Linked DNA regions of Homo sapiens: region 2 is linked to region 1. Evidence: read pairs that join two places in POLR2A ChIA-PET (ENCODE). Cell type or tissue: CD4-positive, alpha-beta T cell. All regions are shown on one strand.

Evidence for each region. Peaks named below come from ENCODE experiments on the same cell type or tissue, not always from the same donor. Only the 100,000 strongest peaks of a DNase experiment are listed, where the experiment ranks them.
Region 2: POLR2A ChIA-PET joins it to region 1 with 13 read pairs; 13 of 35 experiments call an interaction of 5 or more read pairs at or near these places.

Annotation. Positions count from the first base shown.
Region 1 is chr11:128,479,294-128,487,293 of GRCh38, forward strand. ETS1 (ETS proto-oncogene 1, transcription factor) reads right to left here. Exons shown (of 10, transcript NM_001143820.2): 6 at 6,776-6,853; 7 at 5,530-5,778; 8 at 898-1,158. Among named protein-coding and RNA genes, the nearest start is that of MIR6090, 39 kb to the right of the region's middle. RefSeq lists enhancers at 3,505-3,584, 3,765-3,814, 4,185-4,254. In CD4-positive, alpha-beta T cell, no CTCF peak of the experiment used is centred here; DNase peaks (open chromatin) are centred at 1,056, 3,288, 3,638 and 4,338; H3K4me3 peaks cover 4,146 bases; H3K27ac peaks cover 8,000 bases.
Region 2 is chr11:128,299,358-128,307,357 of GRCh38, forward strand. It overlaps LOC124902787 (a long non-coding RNA gene), which reads right to left. Exons shown (of 2, transcript XR_007062946.1): 2 at 2,970-5,118. Among named protein-coding and RNA genes, the nearest start is that of LINC02098, 95 kb to the left of the region's middle. RefSeq lists a silencer at 3,282-3,371. In CD4-positive, alpha-beta T cell, CTCF peaks have their summits at 3,187 and 3,388; DNase peaks (open chromatin) are centred at 1,614, 3,314, 5,734 and 6,452; H3K4me3 peaks cover 2,063 bases; H3K27ac peaks cover 7,768 bases.

The DNA of each region.
Region 1 (8,000 bases):
AGAATAAAGGCCTAGACCACATCTGAGTAATCAAAGCTACTTTAAAATAAGCTCTACTCACAACACACTTTCTAATTTTTAGAAAACACTACAATCTTACAGAGAGATCTGATGATTAACACATTAATGCTCCTTGGCTATTTCTCAGATATACTCTCCACATGTTTTTCTGGTTAAGTAGCATGATATGCTACAACCCATTTGAAGAAAGCATTGTTTTGCTCTACTACCAGAGTCTCAATCAAAGTTCAAGCTCTCAACCTACATCTTCCTTTCTCTATGGCCTTTCTTCACCCATCACTATCATAACTATAGCTTTCGCTCCTGGAAGAAAACTGATAATAAAGCCGAGTAAGAGAAGGGGCATTCTCTATAGGCCAGGATGGATCTGGACAGGGCGTAGTGCCACTGAGGATACTGTTCCCACATTTGAACAGCTGGCCTAAGGAGAACCGTGCTGCAGAAGAGTCCAGTGCGGAGGCCATTCAGTTGTGCCTTTGAGAGATGCTGCTGCTGATTTTGTATTTAGAAAGACCTCCCAAGAGCAGACCAGGAAAAATCCCCTGATGCCAGGCCACTAGATAGAGTTTCCAGGAACACCAGATCATTATAGTTCCCTTCCCCCAGACATGGAAAAACACCCAAAATGTAAGTTTCCTACCATTCTTGGAAATGATCCCTTTGAAGAGAATGATACTATTTGCTTCCAAAAATCAATGGCTATTCACAAGCAGAGTGGCTGGAGAGAGACTAAAGAATTCTTAGAGAGACTTCTCCCCCGTGCCCTGCAAAAGGGAGTCTCTCGTCGTCTCTGGTCAGAGGTGCAGAGTGCCTTCCAGGACCCCACCCACAGAAACGTGCAGATGGAGTTGGCCTAAGCAGCGGGAGGGCGCCTACCTGTGTAGCCAGCTAGGGCAGCAGCAGGAATGACAGGCTTGTCCTTATTGAGGTCAGCACGGTCCCGCACATAGTCCTTGAAGGTGCCCTTGGGCTTGTGGTTGGGCAGGGCAGCCGGATAGTCCTCTGAGTCGAAGCTGTCATAGGAGGGAACACGCTGCAGGCTGTTGAAAGATGACTGGCTGCTCCAGGACTGGGTGAGGCGATCACAACTATCGTAGCTCTCTATGCTTTCAAAAGAGTCCTGGCCCCCGAGTTTACCTGGAGGTAAAGGAGGAGGTAGGAAGAGGACAGGGGGAGGAGGGAGTGGGAAAAAAAAAAAACTGTAAAAACCCTCTTATGGAGGACAGATTGCTAATCAGATCTGCAGGAAGGACGGAAGAAGGGAGAGGCGAGTGGGAACAGAAGCTTCAGGGGTCATGGGTTTACTCTGAGGAAAGGGGCTGCACTAGGCCACCATCCGAGGGTCCACGGCCACTCTGCTGCCTGGTTTGAGAACTCCAAGTACAGAGATTCAGAGTCAAACGTTGCTCACATCTGTCGGAGTAGCGTTTGGGTCCTCAAGAGTTCTAAAGCCAGAAATCTAGAAGCTGAGGATCACACATGTTATGATATGATTTCTGGCTGATGTCGTAGGCCCAATGAATAAATGAAGAAATCAGAGCAATGTCAGGCTGAATTCCCCACTCCAGCTCAAGCCAATGAGATGACTTCAAAAGGCCCAGTTTGGAAAACATTTTGGTCATAAGAAAAAAGAATCCCATTAGACTAAGAGCAGATTAGCCTGTTTTGACCTTGGAACTAAGTGCTATTTTTTAGCATTTTTCCCAAATACTATTTTAATATGAAATACATGTACTGACCCTATGCCTTTTCAAATAGAGTAAGATGGTGTAAGATGCTTTTCCCAAGAGATTTTTTAAAATCACACACACTATCACTCTTCTAAACAGAAAACCATATTCTTTATCCTCTCCAAGTAAAATTATGTACTTGAAATTTAAACTTCATTGGAAAAGTGTAGGCAATATTTAAAAGGTTTATTAAAGAGTTAAGGTCCACAGCAGTGTCAGAAATCCTTTACTGTGTGAGTTGCTTAAGGCATTCTTAACTGACCACAAGATCATGCAAGTTCATTAATTTCCCAAACCAGGTTATAAACAGCTGCTATGATTGCACAATAGCTCCTGGAGAAATTTCCATTGGCAAAAATGCCACTAAAAAGGAGGCTAGCAAAAAAAAAAAAAAAATAGTTTTGGAGGAAAACAAATGAATCTAAGAGCGAAAAAGGCTCGCAGGAATGGTTTTTATATGCAACTTTCAGATACTTTTCAAGTAACCTAAGTTAAATCATAGGAGACTAGATGGTCACCTCAATTCAGCACAGGCCAAAAGGCAAAGGGATGTGACAAATGTTTACGGAGAAATATCCGTAAGTCAACTCTTAATTGTTCAGGGGTGGTTGATCTATAAATTTCAAATCCCAGAATAAGGCTGACTTATACAACTTCATATTAGTGTGCCTCCAGTGTATTTTTCCCTCCATGACAGCGGAGATTGGTTAAAACAATAAACATCAAACATGAACAGATGCCCAAACCTAAATTAAATATATAGGAAAATATGTTGCTCCCAACATTGTTTAAAGATCCGGATAAAATGTATTCGGTTGAGTGTGTACTTTTTGTAAAATCCACTGCTGTGGGTTTTCTCTACATCCTGACCCCCTCTGGAACTGCTTTAAACAGAAAGGTGGTGTCATCCGTTTCATCTCATTCCTTCCTCCACTCATCCATTCAGAGGAGGGTAATCTCTGGAAAGCAAACTGAAGAGCTTCATGGAGTTATCAGCCCTGCCCACCCAGTCCACTAGCAAAAGGGCACCTCTTCATTCTTACTAAAAATGAATATATATTTCTTTATAATTCTTAAAAATTCTTTCCCATTTACCCACCAGAAAAGTCATCTTTTTCACCTTTTTAGAGATCATTTAATTTTCTTTCAAGAAATTCACACTAAATGATTTAAGAAAACAGCCTACAACCAGAATGTCAAAGCCTTGTTTTAGCAGAACAGGAAATTCTGTGGCGTCTCATAAAAAGGTATTTGTTCATACCAGCTACTGATCTTCATGGTCACTTATTTTCTCTTTGAGACAAACATACCAAAAGCCTAAGAAGGAGAATTTATATTTTCATCAACACCGCACCAAGTCGATAGTATTTATGCTAAAGTCTCTCTGAAATGATTCCATTTCTATCAGCCAATTTTATACTTGGAGAAAAAGGACATCAGAATTTTCACAAGCAAGATAGTAGAGTTTCCAAGGAGTCCCACTAAGCAAGGGGACTAAACCAAGCCAGAACCAGTCTCTGGCAACCCCCCAAACATGAGGCAAATGCAACCCTGTTGAGAGTTGTGGTTTACAGCGGTAGGCAGCTTTCATTTTAGCTCGATTTCACAACCCTGGTGCTGGGAACCTTCATTTACGGGTATTTTCTCCAAAAATGGGTAGAATCCAACTGGATTAGATACTCAGTTATGCTGCTGCGCTCATGTAGGGAAACCTGTGTTCTCTAAACTGTCCACTAGCCAGCCTTTCTGAGAAGGGCCTCGGCGAGCTCCTTCCAAAGCTATCTGAGTCCACCAAACAGACCTCAGAGCACTCAAAACAGAAGATGCGGCAGCACCCAGCCACCCACTGAGTAGACTCGTACAAAGACAGTCCTTAGGGCCCAAATAAGTGGGGCATAGAAGCACTCTGTACGCTGTAATGCAGCCCGTGAATACTGTACTATGGTTAGTATAAATAACAATCAGCTAACAGTAATGCTTTCGGTCTAGACCAATCACAGCATCTCAGAATCAATTGGCCCTTTGCATAGGCCCTGTTTGCAGCACTTCTAACATGCAGAAAACAGCCCTGCACAAAATGGTCTTCCCCTCAAGTTTCTGTGGCCTGAACTTGGAGGGAGGGAAGAAGAGTGGAGCCAGAAAGAAATACCTCATGTCTCCTTGTAAGGGTCACTTTTGGTCCACAGTCATTAGTTTGGGGTTGGAGGGGTGGTAGGGACCAAAACCAAGAATGAAGAAAAGGAGAGGGAAAGAGACAATTACACAAATGCAAAGCCAGATGCAATTTCAAAACAATGTGACAGGAGATCGACCCAAAGTTACAACATGGCTGAGCCCAAACCCACAGGCTTGGCCTCACTGTGTAGATGTACAGAAAGTCCCACAAGGAAGAAAGTCGTTTTAATGCTTTGACTCGCCTGATAAAAAAGAAACACATGTACACACACTTGTGTGTATGTATTTAAATAGACATGCACCCAAAAATAAAAAAGAGCCAGAAAGGGGAAGGCCGACTGGTCCCACCCATCCCCTTCGGTCTGAAACACTAACACCCTGGGGCCTTAAGAAGGAAGATTAGGGGTTCTGATTTTGCAGGGACTTTCCCTCTGCAGGGCTTGTTGGTGATCCCTAGGCCTGCTAGGAGGAAGTGTGAGTCTGAATACTCGAAGAAGACGACAATGGGCATGACCCATGATTCTTCAAAGTAAAGGTACCATTGGGCTCTCCTCCAAGAGCCTCACAATAGGCACCGCATATGGTCAGTCATTGAGCAGAAATCACTAATAGGCCAGCCCCAGCCTGACATCTGACCCAAGCCCCGCTTGATCAGCTTTCTCCTGTTCCTCTTCCCATTTATAATTCTTTCCCATTTACCCACCAGAAAAGTCAGGTTTTTCACCTTTTTAGAAATCATCTAGCTCTTGCTAAATAGACAAACCCTTTCTTACAATAGATTGCATTTTTCTCAGAAACAAAACAATCTGGACACTTTACTAGGTAGGCTGTACCTCTGAGTGTTTATGTCCTGTTCCTAAAAATTGGGTGCATTTTACCTTTTTTGCTTTATGTCACCCAGCTCTATTTTTAAACACTTTCTTCCCTGACAGTGAATATTTTATCACTATTATAATAGTCACGTTAACAAAACTACCTTCTTTTGGAAACCCCTGGCCACCTCCGTCCCTGGTCCTCTAGCTAAATACACACTTCACCACACTGCTGATGACTGGTTCCAAATAAACCGTTGGTTAACCATCTTGTATCTTCCCAAACCGAAAAAGTCACAGGAGGCTAAAGATCCCAGGCTGGCCAGCAGAGGTCATTCCAGGTACCCAGCTAGGATCTACAGTCAGACCCAGGAGTCCTCTGGGAGGAGCACCAGGACACATGCTAAGCTTAAGGGTTTTCCAGGGTGGCCACTTGAACCATTTTTACTTGATTATGTCCTCCTCAAGGAAAATAGAGCATACCTTTCAAAATGACCAAATTCAACTAGAGTTATTGAGTAAAACATTTTGCCCAAGTAAGATATTTAATTTCTTAGATTGCCTGATTTTGATTTCACTGTGGACCCCATGGCCTTTGTCATAATAATGGACTTGGCTAAAACACCACGATGGAAAGTTCTTAGTATCTGGACACTCTAAGATGGGAAGGCTGAAACTGAGGAATCTACAGGTCTAATAAATAAGAAAAAAAAAATGGAACCTGAAAAAAACTCACAAAGTCAGGTAATTCTTGTAAACCCAAGAGCTTTTAGAGAAGAAATATGACCTACCACGACTGGTCCTCCCCATGCACATGTTGTCTGGGGTGACGACTTCTTGTTTGATAGCAAAGTAGTCATTCTGCAAGGTGTCTGTCTGGAGAGGGTCTCGGAGAATGACCGAGGGGTAGTCATTCTCATACTTGAGGGAGAGGAGCTCTTCCGAGCTGATGGGATGGAGCGTCTGATAGGACTCTGTGATGAAGCTGGGCTCTGAGAACTCCGATGGTGGAACACACTGGGCATGCTCAATACCATAGCCTGGAAACAAAGGGTTTGCAAGTAAAGAGAGGAGAGATTTGTACCTAAAATAAGCAGTTTTCACCATCTACAGGGCCCTATGATGTGGGACAAGCTCCTTAGAGAATAAGGGAAAATACTTTAAATCAGAAAAGCTTGCATTTTTAACCTTGTCCACTACTAAACAGCTTTAGCCCTTGACAAGGTAATTGATTTCCTGACTTCATATCCTCATCTCTAAAATGGGGGTGATTGCGATTTTTCCCGGAGCACTGTGATGAAGATGAAATGAGGATAGAGGTCAAATGCCCACCAACATTCCCCACACAATAAGCTCTTGACACAGAGTAGTTAATATCATTGTGTCACTGGAATAAAAATTGTAATAACGTAAAAAGATAAAACGAAAAAAATAAAACCTGTTTCATATTCCCTGTAAAAGCACAGCCATCAGATAAGATGGTCCTATATCTCAGAGCTTACATTAGTGCAACAGGCCTACATTCATTGTTTCCCTCAGGCCATCTCTTCAGTATGGTTGGGTATCTTACACGAAAAAGGAGAAGACTGTATTTCCTATAATAGAATTTGAAGCTGCATAGCACACTCTTAAAGAAGGATTTTGGAGGAAATGCTGTTATCTCCACTAGTAAAAAGGAAAGAACAAAGACCAAGATCAAATCCCTAACCCAACCCTCTTTTGGCCATCGTAGTGCACAGTATCAAATAGGAACAAAAGTTTAGGGGTCTAGTTGCAGTCTCTCTGCATGACTTTCAGGTGAAGACATCAGAGAAGGATCCTAGTGTGTAGGAACTTGGTAGGTTAATGAAACATATATATAGGTTGAAACTTTGTGCTTTGTGGAAAATAATAAAATAAAGTAACAAAGAAGAGTCTACATCTAAGAAGATATTATTTTTGATAGAATTACCATGAAGGAGCCTGAGATTCACTGAGATAGGGGTCTTTTCCTAGTTTGCTATTATCATGAGAGAAGAGGGGTAGAAATGAACTTACTAATGAAGTAATCCGAGGTATAGCGGGATTCTGGATAGGCTGGGTTGACTCCATTAACTTGATATGGTTTCACATCCTCTGTAATGAACAGATAGGGAAGGAACAAAGAGGTCAATATTCAAGTCATGCTTGGCCTAAAAGGATCTTGGATGCAAAGACCACAATGATCTCAACCCCTTTTCTAAGAAATCTGCATACTCATTAACTGGGTTGGTATCTGAGTCTGTCCTGACTGTGGCCTTGTCTAAAGATGAGATCAAAAAAATATGACTAAGGTTATTATTTCAGTAGCTGCAAAATGGGATTTAGTATCTTGGAAAGAGAATCCATGAGTAATCTCTAAGGGCTCAGAAGGCATTCAGCATTCATTCTCAATGCATTCGTGCTGCGTGTATGTCGACCACACTATAGCCAAAGGCTTGAGTACATCCCAGGTTAGCAGGATCAATCCCCAACCCCCAAACTAATCAATTTCAAAATTTCTCAAAAATATATTGCAGTCTTTAGGCCATAGATTTTACGTTCTCCATTTCCTCTAACAGATGTCTGGTTTTTGTTTTGTATTTTTCCCATTGCCCTCAGGTTTCAAGTTCAGGCCCAGACAAGAAGCAGGACACTGGTAAGGTGACTCCATTTGGTGAAATGCGACTGCGCTTGTGTCAAGGGAGAGAAGAGCAACCCAGTCAAGCTCCTGCCCAGATGCCAACTCCCCTAGGAAAAGGAGAGGAAGGGAGACGAAGTGCACCTGCGGACAGAAAGCTCTGAACGACCCTGCAGTAAGCCTGGGATCCTCTAATTACCCTGGAACAAATGCCATGGCTCCGATTCTTGTATGGAGTAGTCTGATTATATTTCACCATAAGAATCTGACATAGAGTATGGGTTTGGGTTTTTCCTCAGGTATTTGATAGCTTGTTAGGAGCAAAGTCTGATGGGAAAACAAGTTTATGCCTGCACAGAAAAACAGTTCCCAGTTGAGATAAAATGATTAAACTTTGCTTTAGCAGTTTATCAGATTGAAACATCCCCGTACCTTTCACCTTCCACCCCACCCCAAACAGCTATGTTCTTTTGCTGCTGTGTTGCTTTAATTACAGAACAAAAGCTGTAGCCTCAGCACAAACATCATGCTCATCTCTTCAAGTAACTGAACCTGAAGAGGGAGAATTCTTTCTGCCTCTCTCAACAGAATATTGGGTGGGAAGATATGACTTTTGCTCTCAAA
Region 2 (8,000 bases), 180 kb before region 1:
GCAGGACCGGTCTGTGGCTGATTTCTGCTCTTCTCTGCCTTCTTGACCCAACCTCCATGCATGTTTCTTATTATGCTGTGGATTTGTTTTGCACTGATGGGTGGGAAAAGACCGGTGAAGCAATAATCGTGTAAGTGAAAGCAATGACTCTCTGGTGTCCTCTACAAATTTCCCACAGTCTTTGCTAAGGCCTCAGGGCCCTTCAGGGTTTAGAATTACAGCTTTCAGTAAATCTCCTTAGACTCACACTCACATGTGCTGTAGTGAGACAGCACCAAATCTGTCCTGACAATTCTTCACAAAGCCAGAACCAGGCCCTCTGTCCAAACACTGATCGGTGATGAGGAGTAACTGTGACAATAGCAGCTACCATTTAGTGTGCAGGGAGTGCATGGCAGGCCCTATTCTAACCCCTTAAATGGATTCACCGATTTAACCCTCACAACAGTTTTTGGTAGTAAGTGCCATCATTATCCACCTTTGACAAATGAGGAAACTGAAGCACAGAGAGAGGTGAAAGACTTGCCAAAGCTAGTTATCAGAAGAACCAGCACTCAGGCCTGGACAGTCAGATCTTAACCTATAAGCACCACCACTTTTCAGGGACCCAAGAATGAAAAAAGGACAAGAGTTTGGAGTTATTTCACTTCAACCTTAATATCACCAATTAAGGAAATGAAACATTCATTGAATAAGAACAAGAATGTTTTCCTTTACCAATGGAGACATTTTAAAGTAAGAATTGCACTTAGTTTCTGTCCCAATAGGGTTGCCAGCCATAAGTTTATGGTGTGGTTATCATATTTCAAAAGATTTTAGTGGAAAGATCTATGGGAAAACTGTTGAGTGGAGAAATCAGCTGTGTTTTGCCTATCAAGATGACACTACTGACCCAATGCAAGTTAGGCTTCTATGCTAAGTAATTTTTCTAGTTGTGTTGACAAGTTGTCTTGAACCATCCAAGCCTCATCTTTTCTTCCCTGTTGATTAGTTGGGGATGAGAGACAGATGATCTTGGTCTTTGGAGAAGTGTTTTATTTTCTTGTATTCAAAACTAAATAACCCAAATGAGGCAGCTTTGCCCTCACTAATTTTGTGTTTGTACCCACTGAACCATCCTCTTGCTTTCATAGGAATGAAGGAAAAGAACAATTTTGTGATGGTAGCTGGAAGCCTCCCAGGTATGGAACTTGAGCAAAATGCTTCTAGGAAGCATTTGGAGAAAGATAACAGCAGGTAAAATGCCAGTTAGAGGGTCCACTTATAAAGAAGAAGTCACAATTTTGATGTTTTCACCCAGCTTTTCTGTGGTCTCTTTTTAAAAAAATAAAAATACATACTTTTGATAACTTACTTTCTCTTAAGTGATAAAGTTCATGTAACTCTTGATGAGGTAAAATATATCCTAGGATAATATTATTCTAACCTGATTCTAAATCGTATGTTTTTTAAAAAAAATGTTGTAGTGTTAGTCAACTTTGGAGATCTAATCAATATAGACAGCTCTGAGGAGTAGATCACTTCCCCTACATTTTTCTTATTTTTTTTAAGAGCAAGTGTTCTTAAACTATTAGGAAGGTGTGTGTCATGTCATTTTTCATCTGTAGCCACATTTCCTTTGAAATTAAAAGGAGATAAAAGTCCCATCTGTATACTGCTAGCAGAAAAAAATTGCCATGAACTTTCCCCAAAGACATTATGAAAAGCCTTAACAACAAGCATACGTGAGAAAACAGCACACAAAAACCTTGGAGTCAACCTAAATGTCCATTAATACATAATATGTATATAAATAAATACAATAAAATAATATATAGCTGTGAAAAATAGAGAATAGTTAAATAACATAGAAACATGGCCATACTGCACTGTTGAGTGAAATAGCAACTTGCAAAGCAACAATATGTTAGCCCAGTTTATAAAAACAAAAATACATGTGTGTATATTTGTGTGATATGTGTTGTGATACGTGTAGAGAAGGACAAACTCAAAAGATTCATACAAAGCATACCAAGACAGTTTTTTCTTGGTTGTAAGACTGTATGATTTTCAGGCTCTTTTTTGTTTTGCATTAAATTTTGACTATAAAATGTAAAATAAATCCTTGAAAATCAATATTTTAAATTTTATTTCGCAGTACTTGCACTTCACTGTAATTCTTGGTGTTGCTATAAAGCTGGTTATATTTACTACTATAATTGATTCTCAACATTCTGTCCCATATTCAATTCTATGTAATGATTCTTATTCTGACCAGGCCTTTTAATAAAGATGGTTGCCATCTGGCCAGTTGTATCATTTAAGTTTTATCTTCTGCTGCTGATCATCATTAAGCTTTAAAAACCAATACTTTCATTAATATTTATACTTTTTTAAATTTTTTCAAGGTACAATAAATCATTAATTAGCCCATCTTCACGGTATGTTTTCCCATTTCCTGGGCTATGTGATTTCAGTCTAGCTGCAGTGTCTTCAAACTGCACCTCCTAAAAGCAACAGAATGATTCAACTGAACAACTATTCAACTATTACTTGACTATCCACAGGTGCAAAACATGACACCAGGAAGAGTGGGAACGACACCAATAAACAAAAATGAGCCCCTGATGTCAAGGAGCTCAGTCTAGGGAGCAAGAAAAACACAGGCATAAGTAATCCCAATGCAATGATTTGAAAAGCAGTAGACAAGCACTCATTCCAATTCCTAAATGCATTCTGCACCTCTGCCAACTTCTTACAAAATGCCCATTTGCTTTATTCTTATTGACATATTACAGATTGGAAATGTCTCAGAAAGGGAAAGCATGATACTGTACATCTTCAATAGACATAAATGCTCAGAAAGCAGGGACCTGCTTATATTTTCCTATGATGGTGACTTATTAACTAAAATCCAACCCACCCGTTTGGGAACCAAATTAGATAAGTTATCTCTTTGTGTCATCCCAGTTCACTGGCTCACCACTCTCTGGACATATAAACACTCTGTTTTATTTCGCAGATGAGGAAATTAGAAGACGGGGGAAACTGCAGCTTGTCCTTTTCTCCTCAAAAGCCCATTTCAAAGTCCACATTCGATTGCGGGATTACGCTTAAGAGGTGGGCTTCAGATCTTCAGTTACTTATCCAGCTGCAGGATGCCCTGCACTCCAGTAGGTGTTTAGAGTTTGAGACTGGACAAGTGAAGAGTCTCAAGGCAGAGCTGACTCCACCTACCGTTACACTGTTGAGCAGATGAGAAAACCAGGCTTAATGTTTGTTACCAGTGTCTCTTCCTATTTCTTACTGTGTGACAATGATCGGTATCTGGTTGCCTTAGAGACTGTCAGACCTGGCATCTCTGCGTATCTGCAGAACACTCAGTGGTTTCTGAAAACAGGTGTGGCCTGGTTGAGTGTAGCATAGCCACAAGTTTTTTTTTTTTTTTCTTTTTTTTTTTTGTTTAGGTTGCTTTGACTCTGGTGGCTTTTACCAACTTTCCAAATGTCACTCCCTCTACCTCAGGGGCTATTTGTCAAAGTTATTGGTAAACTAGTTTCTTACCTGTTTTTTCTCTTTATTTTAAGAGATAAAATACTAGATAGAAAAAAAAAGCTTACTGAAGCAAAAACTGGTTTTAAGTGACAATTGTGTGTTCGTTGTGGCTTGCACTTTGACAATTAGTTCTGGTCCTCTTGCTGATGGTGTGGCTTTTGAGGTAAATTGCATGAAGAAAACCAGTTCTCATTTGGTAAGCTCCAGTGGGTTGCAGAGTTGAGGGAGCTGATACTATCACCCACCACCATATATTTGGCCTTACTGGTATAGAGCTAATGACCAGTAAAGGTATTGAAAGTACATGGGTCAGATTAAGTAGGAAAAATAGACCCTATTCAGCTATGAACATTTCTCCAAAAAAAAAATGTACAAAAATGGAACTATTTGTAGAAAGTCTTAAAAATCAATGAATTTAGAAAAAGTTGGAGAAGCTGGGTATATTTTGAATAGAGAAGAGATAGTTTAAGGAAGTCAAGAGAGCTGACTTCAAATATTCAAAGAATAGCATGTGAATGCACAAATAACCATAATCTTTCAGGCCAAAAAAGTGGGCTGACGGCTTAAAAGGGGAAATAATTTGATCCCAAGAAGGCAATCCATTCTAACAACAAGAGCACATCTCACAGCAGTGGAACGGGTACCTCGAGACAATGAAAATTCCCATCTCAGGAGCCAACACCAGGTGGTGATTTGTCAGGCTTGCTAGGGAAGGATTCTTATAGCAGGAGGGAGATTGGATGAGACCTCTAAGGTCTTTCCCAAGTATAAGATGCTATCTATCTAATTAATTGTCAGTCAGACTCTTAGGGATTGTCCTGGGCTCTCATCTCTGTGTCGTTGAACTATAGATTCGCTTCTTCCTAACTGTGAGATAATTGAGTGGATTCACATCTTTAAGTCAGCATTCAGCAGAAAGCAGTGATGGTGGAGAGATAAATCCCCAGACTTTCCATCTGATTAATTGCTGTCCCAGAGCCTTGGTTTGGGAAGATCCAGGAGACCATGAGGTTCATCAGAGTTGAGAGTTAATCCCACATGAAATCAACCACTTGCTTCCCCTGAGAAAAAAATAATAATAATTTCCTTTTATTTTCTGGGTGTTTGGGTTTGAGAATGGGTTTGATCTTTAGTGTTTTTTTGTTTTGTTTTATATTTGTCTATGTTTGGTTTTAGGTCTGGAGTTCCAAAATGCAACATAATAAACACTTGCATGTCCAAAGCACTTTTGTCTGTTTTGCTGGTGAGAGTTGAAAGCAGACAATCTGCAGTCAAGTTTTGGTGTCAGATCAGTCCCCTGTGTAGCATGTAGTCTTGTGCATGCTGCTTTATTTTCTGGGTCGCCATTTTCTCATTTCTGAAATGGAGTAAGCACCGTTTTATAGGTTTATAAGAATCCAATGAGAAAATACATGTCAAGGTACTTTCTATGCTTTGAAGCACCTTTCAAATTTTAGTTAGGGTTATTTAAGTTTTCTGAACTGTGTGTTGTGGTCAGTGTAAGATATAAAAAGCTCTCTTCACTCCTTGCATTAGACATTTTTTTTTTCTCAGAAGTGACATTTCTTGATCTTCCCATAGGTTCTGTAGAAAAACAAATGATTGATTAGAACCATTGTTTTGGGTCTGCACTTGTAAGTAAAACAGAACATGAGTGAACACCTGGAAAATTATGTCTTTCTCAAACTTTCAACTCTAGGTTGGTATAAAATGACCAAATAGGCAAGCAGCAGGAACTATTGAGTTTCATTAAGCAAGGCTAACAACTAAGGTAATAAGCCTGGAAATTCACAGGAAAAGGAGATTCTCTCTATCAAACCCAAAGCTTTAAATCTTAGTGTTTATTAATGATTAGGATTTGACACCCCATAATTATTTTTGCTCTAGAGGGAAAATGTTCATAGAGAGTCCCTCGAACACCAGGCAGCAAAAGGAAACTCCCCCAGCAGAAGACAGAAAGCATTTCACAGAATGGGCTTAGCAGAGCTTCTCACGTGCTTGTGGAAAATAAAATGTGTGACCACACTGTACTAATAATCTCTACAAATAAGTATGTTGTTGCTTGATTCAGGCCTTGTGTGCATAACATTGTCTATATGTTTTGTTTTCTTTAAACAGAATCATAGAAGATAAGGAGCCACAAAGGTTCACTCTGTTTTCAAAGGTGCAGTCAAAATGTTACACTTCTAAACTGTGGCAACGAGACACACCCTGAAGAAAGAGAGCGTTACACCTTCACAAGAAAACAGAGAAACCAAGATACCTTGTGATGTCTTGTACATACCAAGAAAAATATGTCCTAACCTTGAAAGCCCATTTTGGGTGTGAGTGGAACCACATCATTACAAAACCAAAAAGCTGTATCTTTCTCATCCACTATACCCCTTCTTTTCCAAATGGACACCTGAGACTTTGAGCTACTTCATACAACAGAGTTTCACACTGGGACCTCCCACGTCTACCTGCATTTCAGGCCCGAATCTTTCCTGGCATCAGATTTATCATCAAGAACCTTTCTGTGGTTCATTTCTTGGGGCACAATTCTCTCGTGATGGGGACTAATCCCGTCAAATCATCCATTTTTGTTAACATTAATTGTGATATCCATTCCAGGTATCTGCTTTGTGTATAAAAAGGAAATTTCTGAAGATACAGCTTTATGTGAAAAGGAGTGATTTTAGTTGCAGAGGTTTCATACATAATGGGAGGCTGGTGAAAAAGATTATTCCTTGCTGAAAAACTCTGGAAAAATCATGCCATACAGAAAGCTGTCCACATGGCCTATGCATGGATTCAGTGCTGTGGGGGAAGGACATACTCTTTACACTTTTACAACTTCCTGATGTGAGTGGTTCACTCACAGGAAAAGGGGCAATGCCTTTGTACTGACACTTTCACCCCAAGTTTCCAGCCTGTGGAGTGGAAGGTAAAACTAAAGGCGGGGTAATCAGGCCATCATGAACAAAAATAGAAAATAGTGTCTTGGCATGCAAATACTGTGAATTTCATTTCTCTCTCTCCCTCTCTCTCTCTCTCTCTTTCTCTGCCCCCCATCCCCCAATCTTTTGAACAGTTCCAATGTTACTAGTATATAATTATGACAACTGGGCTTAAATTGAATACTAAGTTAATGCATTTTGACACTCTATTATTCATTAACTAAATTTCAGTTATTTAAGCATGAGATTAACAAACACTTTTGAGCATCTACTATATACTAGGCATTATGATGATTACTGGGGATATAGAGAGACCAGATGTGGTCCTTTCCCCAAGGAACTTACAGTCTACTGGACAGATAAAAATGAACAGTAAATGAAAATGCAGTTGCCCTGAACTCAGGGTACTATGGGAACTTATGGCAGAGATATCCAGTATAGTCTCACAGAGTCAGGAAAAGCTTCATGGAAGGCCATGATGTATGTGTTGAATCCTGAAAGAAACAGAACAGGAAAACCTGCAAAGAAAGACCAAGGATTTGCATTCTTGGCAATTAACCAGCCTAAAGGTAAGAGATATCAGGGTACCTGAGGGGAACTGTGAGTTTCCAGCTTGACCAGACACAAATAGATGAGGGAGAATTGAAAGACAAAGTCTGGAGAGAAAAGCACAGGGAAGATTAGATCAGATTTTGCATGTTTTTTGTATCATTTCCAGCCAAATGCCTGGTCGGATAGACCTTCTCAGAGGGTATGGCTTGAATGACTAAGGACACAGAATTATAATATTGTAAGGAATTTAGAAATAACTTAGTATTAACACCTACCCTCTGTGCATAAGTACTCTGTACAACATCCATACAGGTACCCAGAGCCTCTTCATTACCTTTGGAGGTAAATACCTCCAATGAGCAGGAACACACTATTTGGCAAAGCAGCGTTTTCCCTCCCAGTCTAAGAGCCTGTGATGTAACTGACCTTTCTTTAAGGAAAGATGATCTTATGGTCCCTGCCCTCAAGATGTTTACATTCTAATGATTGTGTGGCTTATCCATTAATCTGAAAAGAATCACAGATAAAGTAGATAATAACATAGACTAGGAATTAGCATTACCAGGTATTTCAGATTTGGGGATTTATTTCATCTTATTTCTGTGACTTAGGATATGATAGAGGACCAGATACAGTCCCTGCCATCAAAACCCTTACGATACAAAGGCCAAACATATAAGTAAGCATGTAGGCTGGGTGCGGTGGCTCATGCCTGTAATCCCAGCACTTTGGGAGGCCGAGGCGGCTGGACTGCCTGAACTCAGGAGTTCGTGACCAGCCTGGGCAACACGGTGAAACCTGGTTTCTACTAAAATACAAAAAAAATTAGCTGGGCATGGTGGTGTGCACCTGCAGTCCTAGCTACTTGGGACGCTGAGGCAGGAGAATTGCTCGAACTCAGGAGGCGGAGGTTGCAGTGAGCCAAGTTCAAACCACTACACTCCAGCTTGGGCGACAGAGTGAGACTCCATCTCA